Regions from separate parts of the Homo sapiens genome. Here region 1 is linked to region 2. Evidence: chromatin contacts called from ENCODE Hi-C data. All regions are on one chromosome and are shown on one strand. The core of a region is the stretch at or near the end of the contact, and the rest is flanking DNA. Distances in the headings are between cores, read along the strand shown. Region 1 overlaps LOC124904475 (a long non-coding RNA gene). Region 2 overlaps LOC105371664 (a long non-coding RNA gene).

What was found. A loop is a pair of places that touch in the nucleus more often than their neighbours do. Pooled maps may share reads with other maps.
Region 1: a loop to region 2 is called in a pooled map, with 11 times the contacts of the local background. The contact joins two enhancer-like sites. A Hi-C loop is called at or near these places in 2 of 37 single-sample maps with no recorded cell type and 7 of 50 pooled maps.

Annotation. Positions count from the first base shown.
Region 1 is chr1:193,535,472-193,540,123 of GRCh38, reverse strand. All of the region lies in intron 3 of LOC124904475 (a long non-coding RNA gene), which reads right to left. Among named protein-coding and RNA genes, the nearest start is that of LINC01031, 230 kb to the right of the region's middle. RefSeq lists an enhancer at 60-269. Within about 2 kb of position 1,368, at least 9 of the 41 ENCODE cell types and tissues checked have a DNase peak (open chromatin) inside an H3K27ac peak, as active enhancers do.
Region 2 is chr1:192,515,188-192,519,523 of GRCh38, reverse strand. LOC105371664 (a long non-coding RNA gene) reads left to right here. Exons shown (of 5, transcript XR_002958418.2): 5 at 1,561-4,336. Among named protein-coding and RNA genes, the nearest start is that of RGS1, 58 kb to the left of the region's middle. RefSeq lists a silencer at 525-704 and enhancers at 2,587-2,706, 2,767-2,886. Within about 2 kb of position 2,588, at least 7 of the 41 ENCODE cell types and tissues checked have a DNase peak (open chromatin) inside an H3K27ac peak, as active enhancers do.

The DNA of each region.
Region 1 (4,652 bases), core at 119-2,618, 1.0 Mb before region 2:
GCTCTAACAGACGAAATATTGATGGGGAGCTGACAAAAGACACCCATCCAAAGACTTAGGTATCCCAGAACATCTTAAGCCAGGTTAATAGAAAGAAATCCACACCTAGACTCATAGTAAACCAAAAACAATTTTAAAAGATCTTTAAAGCAACTAGAAAAGTAGAACAATGAAACTGAAAGCTGACTCTTCAAAAACTGAAAGCTGGAAACAGCTGAACGAAGTCTTCAAGGTGCTAAACATATATACATAATTCTTAATCTCCGAAAGATTTTCAACAAGGATGCCAGGACCATTCAATGGAGAAAGGACAGTTTCTTCAACAAATGGTGTTGAGAAAACTGAATATCCACAGGCAAAAGAATGTAGTTGGACCCTTACCTTACATCACATTCAAAATTTAACTCAAAGTAGATCAAAGACCTAAAAGATCTGAACTGTAAAGCATACAAGGAAAAATAGGGGAAAATCTTCATGACATTGGATTTGGCAAGGATTTCTTGGATATAACAACAAAAGCATAGGCAACAAAAGTAAAAGCTTCTGTGCAAAGGGCACAATCCACAGAGTGAAAATGCAGCCTACAGAATGGGAGAAAATATTTGCAAATCATGTATCTGATAAGAGGTTAATATCCAGAATATAAAAAAAAATGCCTTTAACAAGAAAACAGCCCAAGCTTTTAAAACAGACAAATCCTTTGAATAAACATTTCTCCAAAGATGATATATAAATGACCACGTATATGCAAAGGGACCCAACATTACTAATCATTAGGAAAACGCAAATCAAAACCCCAATGGATATCACCTCACGCCCATTAGGAATTCTACTATCAGAAAAAAAAAAAAAAATGGAAGTTAAATGTTGGTAAGGACAGGAAAAAATTACCAAGGATGGGAAAAATAGTGTTGGTGGGAATGTAAAATTGTACCGCCACTATAAAAGATAACCCTCAAAAAAAATAAAATAAAATAGAATTGCCGTATGATCCAGGAATTCTACATCTGGGTCTCTATTCAAAAGAAAGCAAGATCTCAAAGACTTACTTGCCCACCTATGTTTGTAGCAGCACTATTCACAATAGCCAAGTGGTGGAAATAACGTAGGTGTTGACCAGCAGATAATGGATAAACATAATGTGGTATATACATACTGATATGGTTTGACTGTGTCCCCACTGAAATCTCTTCTTGAATTCCCCACGTGTTGTGGGAGGGACCCAGTGGGAGGTAACTGAATCATGGGAACAGATCTTTCCTATGCTGTTCTCATGATAATGAATAAGTCTTATGAGATCTGATGGTTTTATAAGGGGGAGTTTCCCCACACAAGCTCGCTCTCTCTCTGCCTGCTGCCATCCACGTAAAATGTAACTTGCTCCTCCTTGCCTTCCACCATGATTGTGAGGCCCCCCGAGCCACGAGGAACTGTAAGTCCATTAAAACTCATTCTCTTGTAAATTAGCCGATCTCAGGTATGTGCTTATCAGCAGTGTGAAAACAGACTAATACACATACAATGGAATATTATTTAGACTTAAGAAGGAAAGAAATTCTGACCACATCCTACAATACAGATAAATCTTGGACACACTATGCTAAGTGAAATAATCCAGTCACAAAAGACAAGTGTAAGAGTCTTCCCTTATCGTCAGGGGATACATTCCAAGATCCCTGTGGATGCCTGAAACCAAGGGTATTAATGATGCCTATATATATGATGTTTCTTCCTGTACATACATACCTACAATAAAGTTTAATTTATAAATTAGGCACAGTAAGAGATTAATAACTAATAATAAAATAGTACAATTATAACAATATGCCAGCATCACTGCTCTTGTACTTTGGGGCCATTATTAAGTAAAATAAGGGTTACTTGAAAACAAACGCTGCAATACCTGGACAGGTGATCTGATCACTGAGATGGCTACTAGGTGCCTACCAGTCAGGTAGCATATGCGGAAGGGCTATGCTGGACAAAGGAATGATTCACATCCTGGGCTGAATGGGACAAGATTTCATCACACTACAAAGAATGTCACCCAATTTAAAACTTACAAATTGTTTATTTCTGGAAATTTTTATTTAATATTTTCAAACCACAGTTGACAGCAGGTAACAAACTGCAAAAAGTGGAACCACAAGTAAGGGGAGTCTACTGTACTGTATTATTCCTCTTACATGAGGTATCTAGAGTAGTCAGATTCATGGAACCTATTCACAGAAACAGAAAGTAGAACGGTGGTTGTCAGAGCCTTGGGGGAGGGGGAAAGGGGGAGTTGTTTAATGAATCAAAAGTTTCACTTCTGCAAGATGAAAACATTCTGGAGATCAGTCACACAACAATTTGAATATACTTAAAACTGCTAAAAACGACTGGGAGGTAAAAATGATAACAATTGAACTTAGAAAAAGTTAAGACGACAAACTTCATTTTTTCCATTTTTTTCTACAACAAACATTTTTAATACAATTAAATACAGTCAATCACGTGTTGCTGAGGTGATTTTGTCATTGTGCAAACAACATAGAGTGTACTTCCACAAACCTAGATGGTATAGCCTACTACACACCTAGGCTATATGGTTTAGCCTATTGCTCCTAGGCTACAAACATATACAGCACGTTACTGTATTGAATACTGTAGGCAATTGTAACACGATAAGTATTTGTGTGTCTAAATATATCTAAAGATAGAAAAGATAACACACTGTGCTATGTTAAGACAGCTGCCACATGCCACTATGCCACAGGAGTTTCTCAGCTCCCTTATAATCTTACCCCCTGTTGTATCTGCAGTCTGTCGTTGTCCAAAACATTATGTGGTGCATGACTGTGTATAATTCATTATCTATAATCAATTGCCAAACTATCAGTCAAGAATGAAGGGAAAAAACTCAAGACAATAATTACTCAATACTTCTTACCAATTATTCTGCTCAGTTATTATACTTTTGACATAAAATTTATATAAAAGATGAATATATATTTTAAGAATAAGATCAGTGAATGCCACCATTTAAAGAAACAGAATATTATCAATATCCCTAAGGCCCCCGGTTTCCCTACCTGATTGCTTATACCTCCTTTGTCCCTCTCTTCAGAGTTAGCCACTATCCTTACTTTTACCTTAATTATTCCCTTATTGTTCTTTATGGTTTAAACTCACATGAATTTCCTATCCACATGTTGCTCAGTTTCAGCTGCTTTTTAAATTTTAAAGGAAATTCTGTGTATATATTTTTAAGGCACCTTTTGTTTCTTACTAATATATGTAGCTGTAGTCCATTTTCACATTATATGTTATTCCATTATATGCATGCAATACAATTTATCCACTGCAAATGTAGATGTGCATTTGGCTTGTTCCTGTTTTTTGCTTTTAAGGATGTTGCTTTGAACATTGATGTGTCTGCTGACATACATGTGAGTTTCACCAAGCTATAGAGCTGTGCCTTAGAGTGTTCACTCATTTCACTTTTTAAGTAAAACGCAAAACTATTTCCAAAATGGTTTTACAATTGACACTTGAAGCCGAAGTATAAAAGTTCTCATTTTTTAAAAGTAACATTTCTGTTTAAATTATATTACCTAAAAATTGGTCACATTTTTCCTGCAATGTGGAAGGTCTATGTTGTACAACCACAAATGATTCATTTGATGTATTTCTTTACTGTTTGTCATTGAATTTTCATTTATAAATAGCCCTGTCTCTCCTACATGTTCAAATTTTTCCAATTCCAGGCAAATTCCACTTATAATGTAAGAAACAGGAATATATTCTCCTGTGACATTATTTAACACAAGAATTTGGGCCGGATGCAGTGGCTCATGCCTGTAATCTCAGCACTGTGGGAGGCCGAGGCAGGTGGTTCACTTGAGATCAGGAGTTCCAGACTAGCCTGGCCAACATGGTGGAACCCTGTCGCTACTAAAAATACAGAAATTAGCCAGGCATGGTGGCACAAGCCTGTAGTCCCAGTTACTTCGGAGGCTGAGGTAGAGGTTATAGTGAGCCAAGAGCACGCCACTGCGCTCCAGACTGGGCAACAGGAGTGAAACCCTGTCTAAAAAAACAACATGAATTTGGTTCCAACAGTTTTGTGTCTCCACTCCCATGTTTACTGCAGCACTATTCAACTATTCACAACAGCTAAGATTTAGAAGCAAGCTAAGTGTCCATCAACAGATGAATGGATAAAGAAAATGTGGCTGGGTGTGGTGGTTCACACCTGTAATCCCAGCACTTTAAGGGGGTCAAGGTGGGAGGATTGCTTGAGCCAAGAAGTTGGAGACGAAGCTTGGCAACATAGTGAGACCTCATCTCTACAAAGTAAAAAAAAAATAGCTAGGCATGGTGGTGCACGCCTGTAATCCCAGCTACTCAAGGGGCTGAGATGGGAGGATAGCTTGAGCCTGGGAGGTCGAGGCTACAGTGCACCGTGATTGCTGCCATTGCACTTTAGCCAGGGTGATAGAGAGAGACTCTATCTGGAAAAAAGAAAGAAAAAGAGAAAGAAAGAAAATGTGGTACATATATACATTAGAGTACTATTCAGCCATAAGAAAAGAATGAGATCCTATAATTTGCAACTGCATGGATGGAACTGGAGGACATTATGTTAAGTTAAATAAGCCAGGAACAGA
Region 2 (4,336 bases), core at 1,339-3,838:
AAGCTTGGATGATCCTATGGAATATAGTTGCACAAATATAAACTCTAGTGTGTGGCCTACTCTAGTTTCTGATAGGATATGCAGCAACCATTTCAGAGCTATTAAATAGATTGTATTAAACTAATTGTTAAAAGGGGAAGTTTGATTTGTCGTAATCATATTCAGGTTAAGAGGAGGGCTGGTCAACCAGATATCTGGGCTATTTATTTATGTGACCTTATAATATCTATATACTAAATCTATATAATCTATATAATAAATCTATATAATAAATTTATATACTATAATGAATATATCATATAAATATATAATATCTATATAATCAATGAAGTGCCAGGTCACTCAGTTCTCCAACTATACCTTTTTCAAACTTGGCAAAATGAATCTTGGTCTTACTCTAGCCAAAGGAAGCAATGCCCAAGGCTGAAAATACATACATAGTAAAATATATAAAATAAATACCTAATATAAACATGTAATGAAAAATGAAAAGTACATAATGAAATCAAATACATTCTCACTGACATTGACCCATCTTGGCTTAGTATTTGGGGAACATACATGGAAGCTCTATGGTGCATAAAGGCCACACCACTAACTTGAAACTAGTCAGCTGAGAGTCATTCTCAGCTTGTGAGGTGGTGGGTGGTTAAGTAAGTACACTGAAACTCTGAAAATGAATAATGCATGACATAGCACTATTTACTGAATATAAATATTATTTATATTCTCAAATCTATGACAAGTAGCCAAATGTTACAAGAAATCACAGAGGAAAATAGAAGGAAAATATGAATTTTGAAAAGTAGGAAACAACCTGAAAACCAGAAAATTCCAAAAGAGTGAAAATGCTATATACTATTCATGCTAGGGATCGTACACTTGGAAATCCATATGTTCATATATTCATATTGATAGAATTTTATAATTGATTCTGAAAAAACGACAAAGCCTTTGAAAATTCAAGCAAAAACTTCTACGCAAGGCTAAGTCAACACAATAAATCTGTTTTTAATATAAAGTGGAATATAATCTACACTAATAGAAAGTTAGTTTCTCCCAGGCTGGACGTGGTGGCTCACGCCTGTAATCTCAGAACTTTGGGGGGCCGAGGCAGGCAGATCACAAGGTCAAGAGTTCAAGACCAGCCTGGCCAATATGGTGAAACTCTGTCTCTACTAAAAATACAAAAATTAGCTGGGCGTGGTGGCACGCACCTGTAGTCCCAGCTACTAGGGAGGCTGAGGCAGAAGAATCACTTGAACCTGGGAGGCAGAGGTTGCAGTGAGCTGAGATTGCTCCACTGCACTCCAGCCTGGGTGACAGAGCGACACTCTGTCTCCAAAAATAAAATAAAATAAAATAAAATAAAATAAAATAAAATAAAATAAAATAAAATAAAGCTAGTTTCTTCTAATCCTTCTAAAGAAATATTGAACATTCTATTTAAAGAATATATATATTTGAAGAAATGTCAAGTTGTTAGCCTGATGAAGTTCTTACATCTCTCTCAACATACCTAGTTCTAACTATGACTCCTTGCCTTTTTCCTTCATGCAGCCTCCAGGTTCATCACATGACTCAGCTAAGAGAAAATATCCAGTGGCTCATCGTTACCTGTGGGAGGAGGTCTGAACTCCATGGCTTTGCATTCATGTTCTTGTTTGTCTCACTTCAACCTTCATTCCCTCCAAGTCCTCGTTGTCCTCCCAGGGTTCCTCTGCTACAGCCGGGGGAGTCTGATCCCTGCTTCCTAAATTTCTCTGAAGCTTATCTACACCTATGTTTTTGCTCCACTCTTCTTTCTCCTTTATACACCAATTATTCTCCTGTTTTATCCAAATTATTCCCTTCTGCAAGACTCACATCAAGTACGATTTCTTTCTAGATGGCTCTAACTCAGTTATTGTTATCTAATTGCACACATATCTCTGATTATTGGCATTAGTCATTTGGAAATTTATTGTATGCTGCTTTGTTTTATTATTTCTCTTTTTCACCTGCCTTGTGCTTACTTCCCCAATTGGACTACAGATTCTTTAAGGATTAGAAGGCTAATATACCTACTTTTTGTCTCTATAGCATCTAAAACAGTAATCTGCAGATATTAGGTATTCAGAATATAATTCAATCTAGAATCATTTGGGAAGTTTAATTTTTAAAGAACTCTGAATCATTTTTCTCAAAACTGTCATATAATGCTAAATTTTCATTTCAGGTTCTGAGAGATTCTTTTCTTTTAAGCCCAGCATTTATGACTTTCAAATTTTAATAAATAGAACGCCCAAAGTTAGTCAACAGAAACGTCCTAAGTTAACGTGGGTGACCTAAGTTCCTTTGCTGTATTTTGTACACGTTTTATATATTGCATCAAGAAAAGCAAATGATTGCTGAAATGAGTAATAAGGAGCTTCACTGGCTAGTCAATCTTATTCCGGAAGCAAAAACTTCCACGCAAGGCTCATTTACATGTGCACACTGCAAAAGGAAGTTTTGGGCAAAATGTCTGCAGACTCTGTTCAACATGCGTGTCCCACTTAACCACATGATCCTTATAAAACCACCTATATCCGTTCTCATACACAGTGTCTAGCCGTTGTGTTAATCACTACTGACAGCTGCACTTTTTTTTTTTTAAGCTTCTGAGCTCTTTTGTGGCAATGTGGCGGGTTGTAAGTAAAGCAAATGCCACTTTAAAGCTAATCATGCTCGGTATAACTTTTACATACCATCATAAAGAGTTATTTGCTTACATATTCAGCTCTTGCTCTACACTAGGAGTTCTTCGAAGGCAGGGACTATTTGTTATTTATTTCTTCATCATCTCCAGCACAGGGCCTGACAGGTGCTTAGTGACTGTTTATTGAATGAGTGTTTGCAGAAAAAATAAATCAAGAGATGGAGAAATAAAGAAATCTGAGAGGTGGAGAAATTAATAGTAGTCCCACAACCAATGAATTAATTGATAAATGTTTACTAATCTCCTACTTTTGAGCCCTGAACTTCAAAGAGAGTGAAGGGAAATATGATAGAACAGACTCATTCAGGATCACTTTTTACTCAATTTAAAATGCAGGCAAGTGAAAACAGAAACTGGGAGGAAAAAGAGTTCTCCTCTATTCTCCCCTAATTCCTTTATTGAGAGGAGAACTTGCATGGATGTTCTTGGATTATCCAAAGCTTGTTTCCTCCATTCTAGACATTATCATGAAAGGCACGAACTGGTGGTTTATTTTGCCTTCTTAATGTTAAAAAAAATAGAAAATTTTACACTGATACTCAGATTTACACTGATACTCTGTTCTTGAAAAATATCTAGCAACCGTAGGTCAAAATTTCTGCATAGCAATAATTTTTTGAAACTAAACAGTGGCTGCAACCTTTAAACAGGGTACATGGGTAGTATCTCCAGGTTGCCATTGTGTCCATTTTTGAGGCACATGGAACTTTACAAGCGCTATCTGTAGTAAAAACCTGGGTGCTGAAAAATTCTTGATTGAGTTTAGAATGGAAGGGATTCTGGAGGGTGGGTGAAACATGAACTAACTTAATTTAGCTATACACATTATCTAGATAGAGTGAAAAATACATTGAACTTGGGATCATTTTTTAGTATATTTGCCACTGCTTAGCTGTGTTTATATCTTTAAACACTTGGACCTTATTCTCTTCATTTTTTAAAAAAGGCCACTACAGCCGCTTTCAGCTTTACCATTTTCGATTTTATTTTTTAGTTACCTATCCAACATAAGTGGATTATAAGACAGGAGAGAAACCTATAGGGAAAAAGGAAGGAGAAGAAGAAGGAGCACGTAGAAGAAGTAAACTGATGTTAATTTAGTCCCTACTTCATAGCTACTCTTTTACATTGTCTCTTGTAACCATCACCAACCCATCATGAGATAGTTATTATCCCTGGTTTATAAATGAAAAACAAGGATTTGGAGTTTCAGAACACACTGTAGAGGCAGAATGTGTGTCCTGGCTTCTTTGGCCCTAAACAGCGGATACTTTCAACAGGACTTGTTGATTTTAGTGCCTTTCCTTTCATAGAAAATTAGATTCGTGGGCCAAGTATGGTGGCTCATACCCGTAATCCCAGCACTTTGGGAAGCTGAGGTAGGTGGATCGCTTGACCTTAGGAGTTTGAGACCAGCCTGCGCAGCATGGCAAAACCTTGTCTCTACAAAAAATGCAAAACTTAGCTGGGCATCGTGGTGCACAGGCCTGAAGTCCCAGCCACTAGGGAGACTGAGATGGGAGGATTGCTTGGGCCCAGGAGGTTGAGGCTGTAGTGAACCATGATTGCACCACTGCACTCCAGGCTGGGGGACAG